Regions from separate parts of the Homo sapiens genome. Here regions 2 and 3 are each linked to region 1. Evidence: chromatin contacts called from ENCODE Hi-C or POLR2A ChIA-PET data. All regions are on one chromosome and are shown on one strand. Each heading gives the region's core, a stretch centred on a gene start or an enhancer-like site at or near the end of the contact. The rest is flanking DNA. Distances are from core to core; before and after follow the strand shown.

Evidence for each region. Hi-C counts contacts between places; a loop is a spot of excess contacts on that map. ChIA-PET counts read pairs that join two places held with the same protein, here RNA polymerase II (POLR2A). Pooled maps may share reads with other maps.
Region 2: a loop to region 1 is called in a pooled map, with 3 times the contacts of the local background. The contact joins the promoter of GPR34 here to the enhancer-like site in region 1. A Hi-C loop is called at or near these places in 1 of 37 single-sample maps with no recorded cell type and 4 of 50 pooled maps.
Region 3: a map with no recorded cell type shows a loop between it and region 1 (10-fold over the local background). The contact joins two enhancer-like sites. A Hi-C loop is called at or near these places in 1 of 37 single-sample maps with no recorded cell type and 2 of 50 pooled maps. POLR2A ChIA-PET finds 5 or more read pairs at or near these places in 2 of 52 experiments (Panc1 and activated CD4-positive, alpha-beta T cell).

The regions. Positions count from the first base shown.
Region 1 is chrX:41,439,451-41,443,780 of GRCh38, reverse strand. No RefSeq gene overlaps it. Among named protein-coding and RNA genes, the nearest start is that of NYX, 5.7 kb to the left of the region's middle. RefSeq lists enhancers at 692-761, 1,702-1,751 and a silencer at 1,082-1,591. Within about 2 kb of position 1,745, at least 23 of the 41 ENCODE cell types and tissues checked have a DNase peak (open chromatin) inside an H3K27ac peak, as active enhancers do.
Region 2 is chrX:41,686,381-41,690,710 of GRCh38, reverse strand. GPR34 (G protein-coupled receptor 34) reads right to left here and starts at 1,738. Exons shown (of 3, transcript NM_001097579.2): 1 at 1,627-1,738; 2 at 876-968. All of the region lies in intron 5 of CASK (calcium/calmodulin dependent serine protein kinase), which reads left to right.
Region 3 is chrX:41,234,531-41,238,860 of GRCh38, reverse strand. It overlaps USP9X (ubiquitin specific peptidase 9 X-linked), which reads right to left. Exons shown (of 45, transcript NM_001039591.3): 45 at 2,282-4,330. Among named protein-coding and RNA genes, the nearest start is that of LINC02601, 39 kb to the left of the region's middle. Within about 2 kb of position 2,045, at least 2 of the 41 ENCODE cell types and tissues checked have a DNase peak (open chromatin) inside an H3K27ac peak, as active enhancers do.

The DNA of each region.
Region 1 (4,330 bases), core at 496-2,995:
GATCCTTTAGGGGGTAGACAGTTGCAGAGAAGGGGACAGAGCTTGGATATGAGGACGTGCGTGGGAAAGATCCGCTATAGCATGGGATGGATCCGGCCTGGGAATAGAGGGAAGCTACGCCATGGCCTTGAGCTGGGGCCACTCTCTGTGCCATCACACCCTAGCCCAGAATGCTGAGGAATGCAAGAATTGCAAACTTGAATTTAACCTTCCAGATTGTTATGAAGGTATATCTGCTCAGATAGGAGGATAGAACATGTTTTATTTAACAGTTTTTTAGCTTGATGTGTAGCTTTTAAATATTCAGACATACAGTGTGTGGTCCTCCGTGCGTACTCTTGCCCCAGGCCCCACAAAGCTGGGCCCAAGCCTGGGTTTGGCACACAGGCGGAAGTGCACAATTGTTTGCTGAAGGGAATTGAAGCCCATGTGAGAATTTGTAAGGGAGCTATAGAAAGAGAACCGGGTGAGTGACAGCCTTGGCCTCTTACCCTTCCTTTTTCTCTGACTTACTGGATGGTGTCAGGACAGGGACTTTCAGTTCCTAGGCCTGATTGTACTCGAAACATATTCCATAATCTTGTCCAGACCCCTCATTCTTCAAGTGAGGAAACTGAGGCCCAGAGAGATTAAGTGACCTGCTCCCCAGAGTGACATATGAAGGTGGAGCTGGGACCCAGTGGGTACCCTGTCCTCCTGCCTCCCAGTCCCTGGGTTTTTCTCGGGTCCTAATAAGGACACACACAGCCCCTGTGGCCACCCCCGACGTCCCCACTGCATGCCTCAGATCAGGATGGGGGAGGGGTAGCCACTCCCCTCTTGCTGGGCACCTCTAAATGACCTTGGCTGAACCTATTCTGTGGCTAAAGCACCCAACTCCCTTGTTCTTTATTCGCAAACTATCCTACTTCTGTCGTTTCACATCCGCCCTTCCAATCCAAACCCCAGCTCAGTGGGGTTGGATTGGATCAGCCTGGGCTCCCGGGCCTCATTTCTGGAATTGGAGGAAGGAGGAAGAGAGGCGAGAGTGCCCTCATTCCGCTGACTCCCAGTGTAGTGACAGTGACGTCGCCCCAACGGCAGGCCCGGACACAGTTAGGTGCGGGCTCGCGCCCCATCTGGTGCCCCGGGGCTCAGGGCGCGCCGCCGCGGTCCTGGAGGGGCAGTAGGCAGCGAGTCACTGGGCTGGACGTTTCCGCTCTGGCTCCTCCCTCCGCGGGCTTCAGAAAACTAGTTCAGCTCGCTGGCCCCGGCTGGCAACCGTGCGTGACACAGTGGTTTTTTTTTCCCATAAAGGTCACGTCCTTGCGAAACCTCTGCAGCCTCTGCCGGTAACCACCACCCCGGCCCCACCCTGGGGAGAAGGGGCGGAGCCTCCGGGGCGAGCCACGCCCCCGATGAGCCCGGTCCTGCCCAGCGTGGCCGCCAGAGGGCACCGAGGTTCGGGAGTCGGGGTGGGGCGGCCCCGGGACCTCTGTCTGCTCCCCGCCGCGGCACCCGCACCTACTCGGTGGGGGCGGGGGCCAGGGCTGGGGAAAGTCCCAGGGCGTGCCTGGTGCCAGAAACGTTCCTCACGCACCTGGAGTCGCAGAATGCCCGGGCTGGAAGGGATGCCAGGGTGGGGACCTAACCTGCCAAAGGTCACACCCTGGGGAAGATCTCCCAGTGCCGTGTCCTCCTGACCAGGCCGCGTAGTGCGCATGGCCTGTTTGTCACCTGTAAATGAAGGGTTAGCTCACCAACAGGCTCTGCCCACTGCCCACAAATACACCTTCCTGGGGCCTCTTCTGAAATCATCGTTCTTTACATTGCATCCAAAGTAGGTTTCTCTCCCATTGCAGCAGATGTCAAACAAAAAACAAAGTAGGTCTCTCCATTTCCCGATACAGTTGACCCTTGAACAATATGGGTTTACACTTCGCGTAACCACTTACACTTGGATTTTTTTTTCAATAAAAGTTACACCAAGGGCCGGGCGTGGTATTTTTGGTAGAGATGGGGTTTCACCATCTTGGCCAGGCTGCTTTTGAACTCCTGACCTGGTGATCCACCTGCCTCGGCCTCCCAAAGTGCTGGGATTAAGGGCGTGAGTCACCGTGCCTGGCCAGTTATTGTTTGTGTATGTGTGTGTGTTTTGTGGTTTTTTGTTTTTTTGTTTTTTGTTTTTTTGAGACAGAGTCTCACTCTGTCGCCCCGGCTGGAGTGCAGTGTTGCAATCTCAGCTCACTGCAGCCTCCACCTCCCAGGTTCAAGAGATTCTCCTGCCTCAACCTCCTGAGTAGCTGGGACTACAGGCATGCACCACCATGTCTGCCTAAATTTAAAAATTTTTTTTTGTTGAGACAGTGTCTCACTATGCTGCTCAGGCTGGTCTTGAACTCCTGAACTCAAACTATCCTTCTCCCTTGGCCTCCCAAAGTGTTGGGATTATAGGCGTGAGCCACTGTACCCAGCAGAGAATATTTGTTTGCTTGTTTGTTTTGAGATGGAGTTTCACTTTTGTTGCCCAAGCTAGAGTGCCATGGCATGATCTTGGCTCACTGCAACTTCCATCTCCTGGGTTCAAGTGATTCTCCTGCCTCAGCCTCCCAAGTAGCTGGGATTAAAGGCATGCACCACCATGCCTGGCTAATTTTGTACTTTTAGTAGAAATGGGGTTTCACCATATTGGTCAGGCTGGTCTCGAACTCCTGACCTCAGATGATCCATCCACCTTGGCCTCTCAAAGTGCTGGGATTACAGGTGTGAGCCACCTCACCTGTATATATAGAATATATATAGAATATACATAGAATATATATAATCCATATAGATTATACATAGAATATATATAGAATATATATAGAATATATATATAGAATATATATAGAATATATATATAGAATATATATATAGAATATATATAGAATATATAGAGATTATATATAATCCATATATATAGAATATATAGAGATTATATATAATCCATATATATAGAATATATAGAGATTATATGTAATCCATATATAGAATATATATAGAATATACATAGAATATATATAGAAAATATATAAGAATATATATAGAAAATATATAAGAATATATAGAATATATATAAGAATATATATAGAATATAGATAAGAATATATATAGAATATAGATAAGAATATATATAGAATATAGATAAGAATATATATAGAATATAAAGAATATATAGATATAGAATATAGATATAGAATATATAGATATAGAATATATAGAGAATATAGAGAATATATATATAGAGAATATATAGAGACAGAATATATATATTCTATATATTATATATAGAATATATATATATTCTATATATTATATATAGAATATATATATATATTCTATATATTATATATATTCTCTTACAAAGTTATGTTAGTTGACTCTTGATTGCAAGGTACAAGTATCTAACTCAAAACAGTTTAAGCTCAAAAGTGAATTTCCTGGAGAGAGGAGAGAATCAGGAGTTATAGTTTAAAGGGTATAGAGCTTCAGTGTGAGATGAGGGAAGCATTCTAGAGAAGGATAGTGGTGATGGTTGCACAACAATGTAAGTGTACCTACTGCTATTGAATTGTACTTTTTTTTTTTTTTTTTTGAGCCTCACTCTATCACCCAGGCTGGAGTGCAGTGGCACGATCTCGGCTCACTGCAACCTCCGCCTCCCAGGTTCAAGCAATTCTTTTGCCACAGCCTCCCACTCAGAGGCTGGGATTACAGGCGTGCATCACCATGTCTGGCTAATTTTTGTATTTTTAGTAGAGACAGGGTTTCACCATATTGGCCAGGCTGGTCTCAAACTGCTGACCTCAGGTGATCTGCCTACCTCGGCCTCCCAAAGTGTTGGGATTACAGGCGTGAGCCACCGAGCCCTACTTGCTTTTATTTTTTTTTTAATTTTATTGACCTGTGGTTTGACCATTTGGTGGATGGTGTTTCTGCCTTTCTGTGAATACCAAAACAACCTAATACATTGAATAAACTGGTTAATGTGTGCTAAACTAATGAAAGAATGAGTCTTTATTGTCCAATATAGGATCTTAGTTTTTTTATATGTTCGTTTGTTTGCAGATGGTATGATCTATGTACACTTGAAAAGAGACAATATTAACTTGTCCCATCTCTAATCTCTCCATAAGTCTGTTAAATTCATATTGTTCATGGACTTGTCTTCTAGCATGTAGCACAGACTTAAAATCTAGTAAGCCCTGAAAACAGTTTTTTGAAAGAATTATTCAATTATACAGTATTTTTCAATTTAGTTTGTGTCTATTTTTTCCAGAAATGGAATATTGAGGGTTCCAATTAAAATCAT
Region 2 (4,330 bases), core at 489-2,988, 250 kb before region 1:
CGGAGTAAGACCTTGTCTCAAAAAAAAAGAACATAAAAAAAAAAAAAATTGGCCGGGAGCAGTGGTTCATGCCTGTAATCCCAGCACTTTGGGAGGCCGAGGCAGGCAAATCACTGGAGTCCAGGAATTCGAGACCAGCCTGGCCAACATAGCGAAACCCTGCCTCTACTAAAAAATACCAAAAAAAAAAAAAAAAATTAGCAGGGCGTGGTGGCACGCACCTGTAGTCCCAGCTACTCCGGAGGCTGAGGCTGGAGAATTGCTTGAACCCGGGAGACAGAGGCTGCAGTGAGCTGTGTTCATGCCACTGTACTCTAGCCTGGGCAACAGAGCGAGAGTCTGTCTCAAAAAAAAATTTTTTTTTTAATTAAAAATCACAATTACATTCTGTTTTAAACTTGGTGACTGTTTTTTTTTCTCCTTTGAAGTTGGTTAGTACATTACAATGTCATTCACTATATAAGGCTATTTACTGATATTTTTTAAACTACCTGTTTGATATGTTAAGAATTGCTTGTGAAGACAAGAAACAAACCACTGTGTTTACATAGGGGATTAATTTCCCAGTGGGCATTACTTGTGACCCATGTGCTATATTGAAGTGGTCACAATAGTTTTGTAATAGTAGATAGTGTTTTTTAAATGTTGTTACTTGGCAAATCCTATTCACAAGTTCAAAAACCTAGTATTAGTGCATTGTACCCCCGCACCACCACCTACTCCTGCAGTTTTTTTTCAACTGGCTCATGTAGGAGTACTGGACCCAGAGGGCAGGACCCAACAGATTCCACTGTGACTCCAGATGAGCAGAAGCTTTTAAAATGCAGTTTGGGTATGTTTGTGAAAATATCACATTGCTATGTTGAAATACATACCTATTTGGTAATAGTCGCAACCTTTCACCGTTTTTAGTTTGACTTGATAATGACTGAATCTATTCAGGGCATGCTTCAAAATTGCATTAACTGCTGTATAAAAAATGAAAATTGAAAACATATTACTTTGGAAATAATACTATTAATAGTGTGTTAGGTTTTGTTACAAATTTAACTGTGTCCCTAGAAACACATTTTAAAAAATTATTATTTGAACTAAAGCATATTTTGCTTTCTCTCTTATCTAATATTCACCTTATTTACTTCTGAAACACCAAACTTAAATGTTATATGGTCTGGTAATACTATAAAATAGTAATAATATAATAAAGAAAAGACAGTAATTTAAAATAGGGAGACAGCATAACTTAAAGTCAATAAGTTATAATTTATAATACATTAGAAATAAAATGTATTGCATATGAAAATAACTTTTAATTCATGCAAGTAGATCTGCAAAATCTTGATGGCAGTATCCAAATGCAGTATCAACAATGTGACTATATTGACAGTAGGAGCTTAAATACCTTGAATGTCTTAAAGTACTTAAAGTAACTAAAAAGACAGTCTCATTTGAAATCAAGGCAGAGGTGTCATTCAAGCAATTTACTCAGTAGTTCTAAAAGCGAATAACTGCTGACATTAGAGTAGCCTTATCACCATGAATCACGTTTCACTTTGAATGTTCAGATAATCAAATTTTAGCTGAAATAAAGGTTCATTTATGTAGCCGAAATCAAGAAATACTCACAGTTCAGGTTCGCCTGAAGTAAAAGGAGCAGAACCCCAAGCTTCCCTAGACACTGAGACTCGTCTTGGTTGTGTCAGCTGGGCTCTTCCATCCGGTCGTGGTGCAATTGGTTGGGGTTCTCTTCTTTTTTATGTTCATATGTGGTGGTAGGGTTTTTTTTTTCCCCCTCTTTTTTTTTTTCTTTTTTCGGTATGACAACTCTCAGATTCCTTTTGAAAATATTAAAAAGCCCTACTACCATGGAACAACTTTAAGCTCAACCAACACTGAACTTTAGGAAATTATTTATATCTTCTTTATGAATACCTTCCAACTTGACAATTGTGGAATGTTTTCCTCCCCCCGCTCAAAATTTAAAAGTTTTATAAATTCTAAGCAGAAATATGTATTTTCTGTGTTTTGTAAGAAATGATACATAATATGCTATATGGACTTTCAAAGCACAAGCACTGAATTTCTGTTTCTTAAGTTTTCATCTGTACATTATTTTAGCATATTTTCATGTATTCCTTTAAGACCTTTGCTAAAACAAACTTGTATTATTAGGACTAGATGAGATTTCTGATGGTGTTCTCCCCTTTTGATCACTATGATAAACTCTCCCGAGCAAATTAAAACATCACCTGTATTTTAAGCGAAATAATGATGGGATTCTGCAGTCTTGGTTTTGATCCTAGTCCAAAATTTAACCACTATCTGTCCATCTATGTAACTGCTGGCCCTGCAGTTTAGTGTTATTTCCCTTTTTTTGTTGTCATTTGAAATGAAGAAGTTAGTTTTTATTCTCCCCATAATTGTTATCCTGCAGCTTGTTTGCACTAAATATTTGACTCATTGGGCTGTATCTAACATTCTAATTATTTCTGGGTACACTCTTCTGAACATTATATTCTCCAGAGCTTTTTGTTTGTTATAAATATGATTTATGGGACAGGATATTTTTAAATTAATAGAATAAAAATGTTTTGTAGCTCTTACTTCCCCTTAGAACCTCTGAGAAGGAAGGTGGTTGCTGTATTAGTCCTGCAATATTGTTGTATTGGCAGGATTTTATTTTATTGTGGTACAATATGTAACATTAAATTTACCATCTTAACTTTTTTTTTTTTTTTTTTTTTTGAGACGGAGTTTCGCTCTTGTTGCCCAGGCGACAAGAGATTGTACAATGGCACAATCTCGGCTCACTGCAGCCTCCACCTCCCAGGTTCAAGCGATTCTCCTGCCTCAGCCTCCCAAGTAGCTGGGATTACAGACATGCACCACCATGCCCGGCTAATTTTGTATTTTTAATAGAGACAGGGTTTTGCCATGTTGGCCAGGCTAGTTTCAAACTCCTGACCTCAGGTGGTCCACCCACCTCAGCCTCCCAAAGTGCTGGGATTACAGGTGTGAGCCATTGCGCCCAGCCCCATCTTAACCATTTTTAAGTATACAATTCAATAGTGTTAAGTATATTCACATTGTTGTGCAACAGTTTCTAGAAGTTTTTCATCGTGCAAAACTAAAACTCTTCACCACTAAACGATTTCTCTCCTCTCCCCCTGCCCTTGACAATCATGATTCTTTATGTTTCATTGATTTGGACTACTTTGGACACTTCATATGAGTGGAATCACACAGTATTTGTCCTTTTGTGACATGTTTATTTCACTTGGTGTCATATCCTCGAGGTTCATCTGCGTTGCAGCATGTTACAGGATTTCCTTCTTTTATCAAACTGCATTATATTCCACTGTATATGCACCACATTTTCCCTATGCATTCATCTGTTGATGGATTTTTGGGTTGCTTCCACCTCTTGACTAATGTGAATAATGCTGCAGTGAACATGAGTATGCATATATCTCTTCAAGATCCTAGCAGGAATTTTTTAATGACTAAATAGGCATTTAACTACGTGCATTCTATTTCATATAATCTAGCATGAATATATTTTTTTCTATATTATTTTCCTACACCTAAGACAACCCTTTTCAAAACACTAATTGTTTTAATCTTCAGTTTCCTCATATTGTGACCACATTTTCTCCTCAATGTGAGTCAGCACAGCTACCACCAGATTTGAGTATAATCTTTTTCTAGTTCTTTCTTTATATAAGCTTTTTCCTGTTCATTCTGAACATTCTGGTTTGTCTCTGCGTTCTTAGCTCATTTTCGATATGTCCTCTTCCCTTCACGCTTCCTCTTTCTCTTGTTGGGATTATAAGGTATTTATATTAAGATAGAAGTAGAAAAGAACAAATGTATACGCTTGTTTGGTGCCATCTATTACTGATATCACTGTTCTCTTTAAATCCCAACCCTGGTTAAATTCAGCTCACCACCTACTCCAGGCCTGAACCTTGCCATGTAAAATGAGGACTGCTGGATACAAACACTCAATGATGCTGATTGGTCTCACTTCAAATTCATGACTACAAACCTCAAGTGGGCCCCTGGGCTGCCAACAGTCCTAGTATATTTCCTTAGTCCAGTGGTTCTCAAAACAGGGGTCCCAAACGAGTTGCGTCAACACCACTCAGAAGCTTGTTAGAAATGTATGTTCTTAGCTGGGCATGGTGGCGTACGCCTGTAGTTCCAGCTACTTGGGAGGCTGAGATGGGAGGAGCACTTGAGCCTGAGAGTTTGAGTCTAGCCTGGGCAACATAGCAAAACCTTGTCCCTAAAAAAAAAAAAAAAAAGAAAGAAAGAAAAGGCCAGGTGT
Region 3 (4,330 bases), core at 796-3,295, 210 kb after region 1:
GGCCACATCCTAAACATATAGACACCTGAGGAAAATGGATTCTGAAGGACTTTCCCTCAACATACCATGTGCCCTAAATGTTGACTCATTTCCTTGACATCCTGCAAATGCTTCCTCTTGTTAACAGCTATCGTGCAGGCAGTAGTTGGTGGGTCAGAAGGGAATGCAATTCTGAACCTCCATGAAGCATATCCTTTCTTCTCTCTGGTCCCAGCAGCATGGGAATTAAGACCCAGCCAAAATCATCCTTACTTCTGAACTCCAAAGGTGTACCAATGTTTTAATGGGTGGGGGAAGAATTAGATGAGAACATAAGATAATTAATGGCAAGTGATTTAAGAGACACAGCAGCAACACTGTTAAGAATACATTTCTATTCCTGATGCAACTGAATTGCTAAAAAGGACTCCATGGAAAAAAATGTTCCAATACCCAAAGTACCTATTTGGAATATTTTGTTTTTTAAACACATCTATAGGGTTGAATATAAATAGAAAATGAACACAATTCTTACTATCTTGCAAGGTGGCCCCCACTTGCTTACCTTTGAGGAGTTTGGCTAGTGCTGGGAAGGCTACAGAAGCCAGTTTCTTTTTTTTTTGAGAGTTTCACTCCGTCGCCCAGGCTACAGTGCAGTGGCCCCATCTCGGCTCACTGCAACCTCTGCCTCTGGTTCAAGTTACTCTCGTGCCTCAGCCTCCTGAGTAGCTGGGATTACAGGCGTGCGCCACCACACCCAGCTAATTTTTGTATTTTTAGTAGAGACAGGGTTTCACAATGTTGGCCAGGCTGGTCTCGAACTCCCGACCTCAGGTGATCCACCCGCTTCGGCCTTTCCAACTGGTGGGATTACAGGCGTGAGCCACCACGCCTGGCCTCTATACTCATTTTCTAACATAGGGAGTGCTTTGACAGGCAGAGACTAGTCCAGGGCAGCTGAACCATACTGGCAGAGCAAGAAAGTCCACTTGGTGTCTTAACTATAATGCATGTGAAAACCAGAAGCTACGACACAAAACTATCTCAAGAAGACCGCTTACACAGGGCACTTCATTAATAATTCGGTGACTCCTCAAAGGTTCAGTTCCATCAAGCCATTTCTTCATAAACTTGTAAATTGGCCAGCTTTGTTAGCAATTACACATAAAAATAGGGTTTCTAAGTTCCACTAATGGAAAAAAAAGCAATGTGAGAAAAGCCCACTACAAAAACCTATTTCCAGATGTGAAAAGACGTTTGTCATGACAAGGATTACTACCAGATGGGATACCCCACGTTTTAATATCCATGAAAGTCAGTGATTTTGCTTGCTGAGGCGCCTTGTAACCAATGGCATCTTGGATTTGTTGAAATGCAGTATATTGTCTAATGTTAATGGATCAGAATGAGACTTGTTTTCTCAGATGGCTAAAATGATTCCTATTTTACTCTTGAGTTTTGACCATTTAAATAGAATGACCTTAAAATAATCAACCTTTATTTAAATGGCTCTGAAACGTGTTCTATTTAGGAAAGTTTTTTGGTGTAATTTAAGAAATTTCTCTTGAGATTTTACCTCCCTAAAGTTACTGAAACGTTTTATGTAACCCCAACTTTAGTAAGAGTATCTAAACTTTCAGGTACAGATAAAAATAAAGATGTCAACTTTTTGCCTATCTCTAAGTTACCAGATTACAAGAAACAATTCAAAATATTGGTGGTGATGTAGATTTTCAGTTAGATGTACTCATGTAGCTAAAAATACTTAAAATACAGTCTAATCCAACTGGAGGGAGTTTTCCAAATTGCAGAAAAGTTAAATATTAGTTTTCTATTTAAAAAAATCAGTGAAATTAAATCCAGTGAAAATCTGAGATTTGTCTTTTAGCAGTTCTTGAAGTAACCCAACTTTAGGAAAGCACCTCCAGGTTTCTGAGGAAATCTTAATTTCCCTGGGACATGACAACAAAGAGCTATTTCTAGACACTAAAAAACAGCAGATGGAACTTGCTAGAGAGTTAACTTTCACTTCTGTGGCTCCCCTCAAAACATGTGGTCTGCTTTATTTCCAGTTTAAGAGAACTGAAACACCACAGTTTGCTGAATCTTAGTTTTAACTCTAAAGTCTGCAATTAGATCACAACTCATTTCTTTGAGGTCCTTAGGTGTGAATCCACTTTGGATATACACAATGATGGCTGAATTCCTCATAAACATTTCCCTTTAAAAAATTCCCTTCAGCTCTATTACACATCTACCTTGTTTAGAAATCTTGTATTAATAAATAAAGGGAAAACCGAAATTGAATTTATAAAGTTTTATTTTTGTATATGTGCTAAATCTTAGGAACTGTGAACAATCTTCATGTCAGTCTGTTGGCTTGTAAAAGGCTAAGAAGTGCATGACTTGGGTGGTGAAATTTCCTTTTAGGAATCTGAATCTCTAAATAAATTTTCACACATTTGCAGTTTTAAAATGTGGTGCACCTTGCCCCCGCTTCTCTTACACCTATAAATTTGGAGGGAAAGTGCTAAATTTCTGCAAACGTCAAGTAATTGTTATAAATACAATCAGCAGCAAATTCTCAATACACTTAGCACTTCTGTAGTGTTTTATCACACTCAAAAACCTTATTTGCAAAAACTGAACACTCACATATATGTAGGACCAATTCTGGTTGAGTCCTACTATGAAACCAATACTGTTTTTTTTTTCTTGGTAACACAAAAACTGGGGTGTAGGGGAGTGTTTTCCTTTATCGGCAGTATGTAGTACCTTCAAACTAGAGACCAAAACTGGGCACTTACAATGAAAAGGCAATTTTCTTATCCAGCTATAATCCTAAATAAGGCAGGATATATCCACCAAATTACCCACAAAATTCAGCAAAGTAAAATAGCTCATGGGAAAACATAAGCTGGAAAAATACTAATAAAAAAACTGAATTACTTCGAAGTAGTCATCTGAATATTCACAGACTTGTTTTCATTTACAAATGTAAGTCAAAAAAGTCTCCTCATCTTTCTAACCACTACGAGGATTAAGGATTTAAGTTATTCACTAAGTTAATCATGAAAAAAATAGAAAACATTTTAATTCTAAATTTGTATACACAACAGCTAAAAGACACAAGGCTGGGAAATTATCACCAGGAGAAAAATCAATGAAAGAAAAAAAAAACCTAGTATGTTATTTCTGCCTCTACAATGCTAAACATGAAAGTTCAGTTGGTGGAGGGCTTAGAAACAGCAGCAACATGGTTTAACAAGTTGTGCACTGAAATACTTAGATACAATAGGGCAAAAGCCCTTGTTCACATGGTTTTACAACTAAAATATCTTCAGTCTTTATGGTAACACATTCTACTGTCTTCTATAATCGTGTCATTTAGAATTCTGGGGGCTGTTTCTTTCAAAGGAAGACTGGCGATTCCGCAAACATTTAAAATAGGAAATATATGGCTCAAAAAATCAGTTGAGGGAGAACTAAATAATCCTTAGGCACTTTGAAGACTTGAAATTTAAAATGTGCCACTTGTGTTCAGAAAAAGACCTCAAAATCACCATTATGTTGCTCTTGCAACAACATGCATCTTTAAATTTCTGGTTATACATTAATGCTTGAGTTAAATATAGAAAATAATTTGCACAAACAAAAATAACTCCACTTTCCCTTGCTCCTAGTCACAACGAATACCACTCTTCCTCAAATGGAGACAAAAATGACTCACAAGCCCCTCACCTGGCACAAGGGGGCTTGTAACTTCAAAGCAACCAAGGTTGGGCTCTTCCTCCAAGCAGAAAAATTCACAGCCTTTTATATGTCAAGTTTTCTCTCAACTAGGAAGTCGTTAAAGTTTTTAAGTACATTACATATTTTGTTAAGGAGCAGCAGGAAATATATAAATCTCCTCTCAGATGGTGAGATGGTACACCTAACTCATCCAAATAAAGTTAACCTATTTCACTCGTTTAAAGAGCTTGGAATTGAGGAACTTTTAAATTAAAAAAACTATCAACTGGGGCCAGGCGCGGTGGCTCACACCTGCAATCCCAGCACTTTGGGAGGCCGAGGCGGCCAGATCACCTGAGGTCAGGAGTTCAAGACCAGCCTGGCCAACGTGGTGAAACCCTGTCTCTACAAAAATACAAAAATTAGCTGGGCGTGGTGGTGGGCACCTCTAATCCCAGCTACTCGGGAGGCTGAGGCGGAAGAATCGCTTGAACCCAGGAGGCGACGTTGCAGTGAGCCAAGATTGTGCCACTGCACTCCAGCCTGGGTGACAGAGCAAGACTCCATCTCAAAGAAGAAAACAACAAAAAAATAAAAACAAAACAAAAATCAGTTGGAA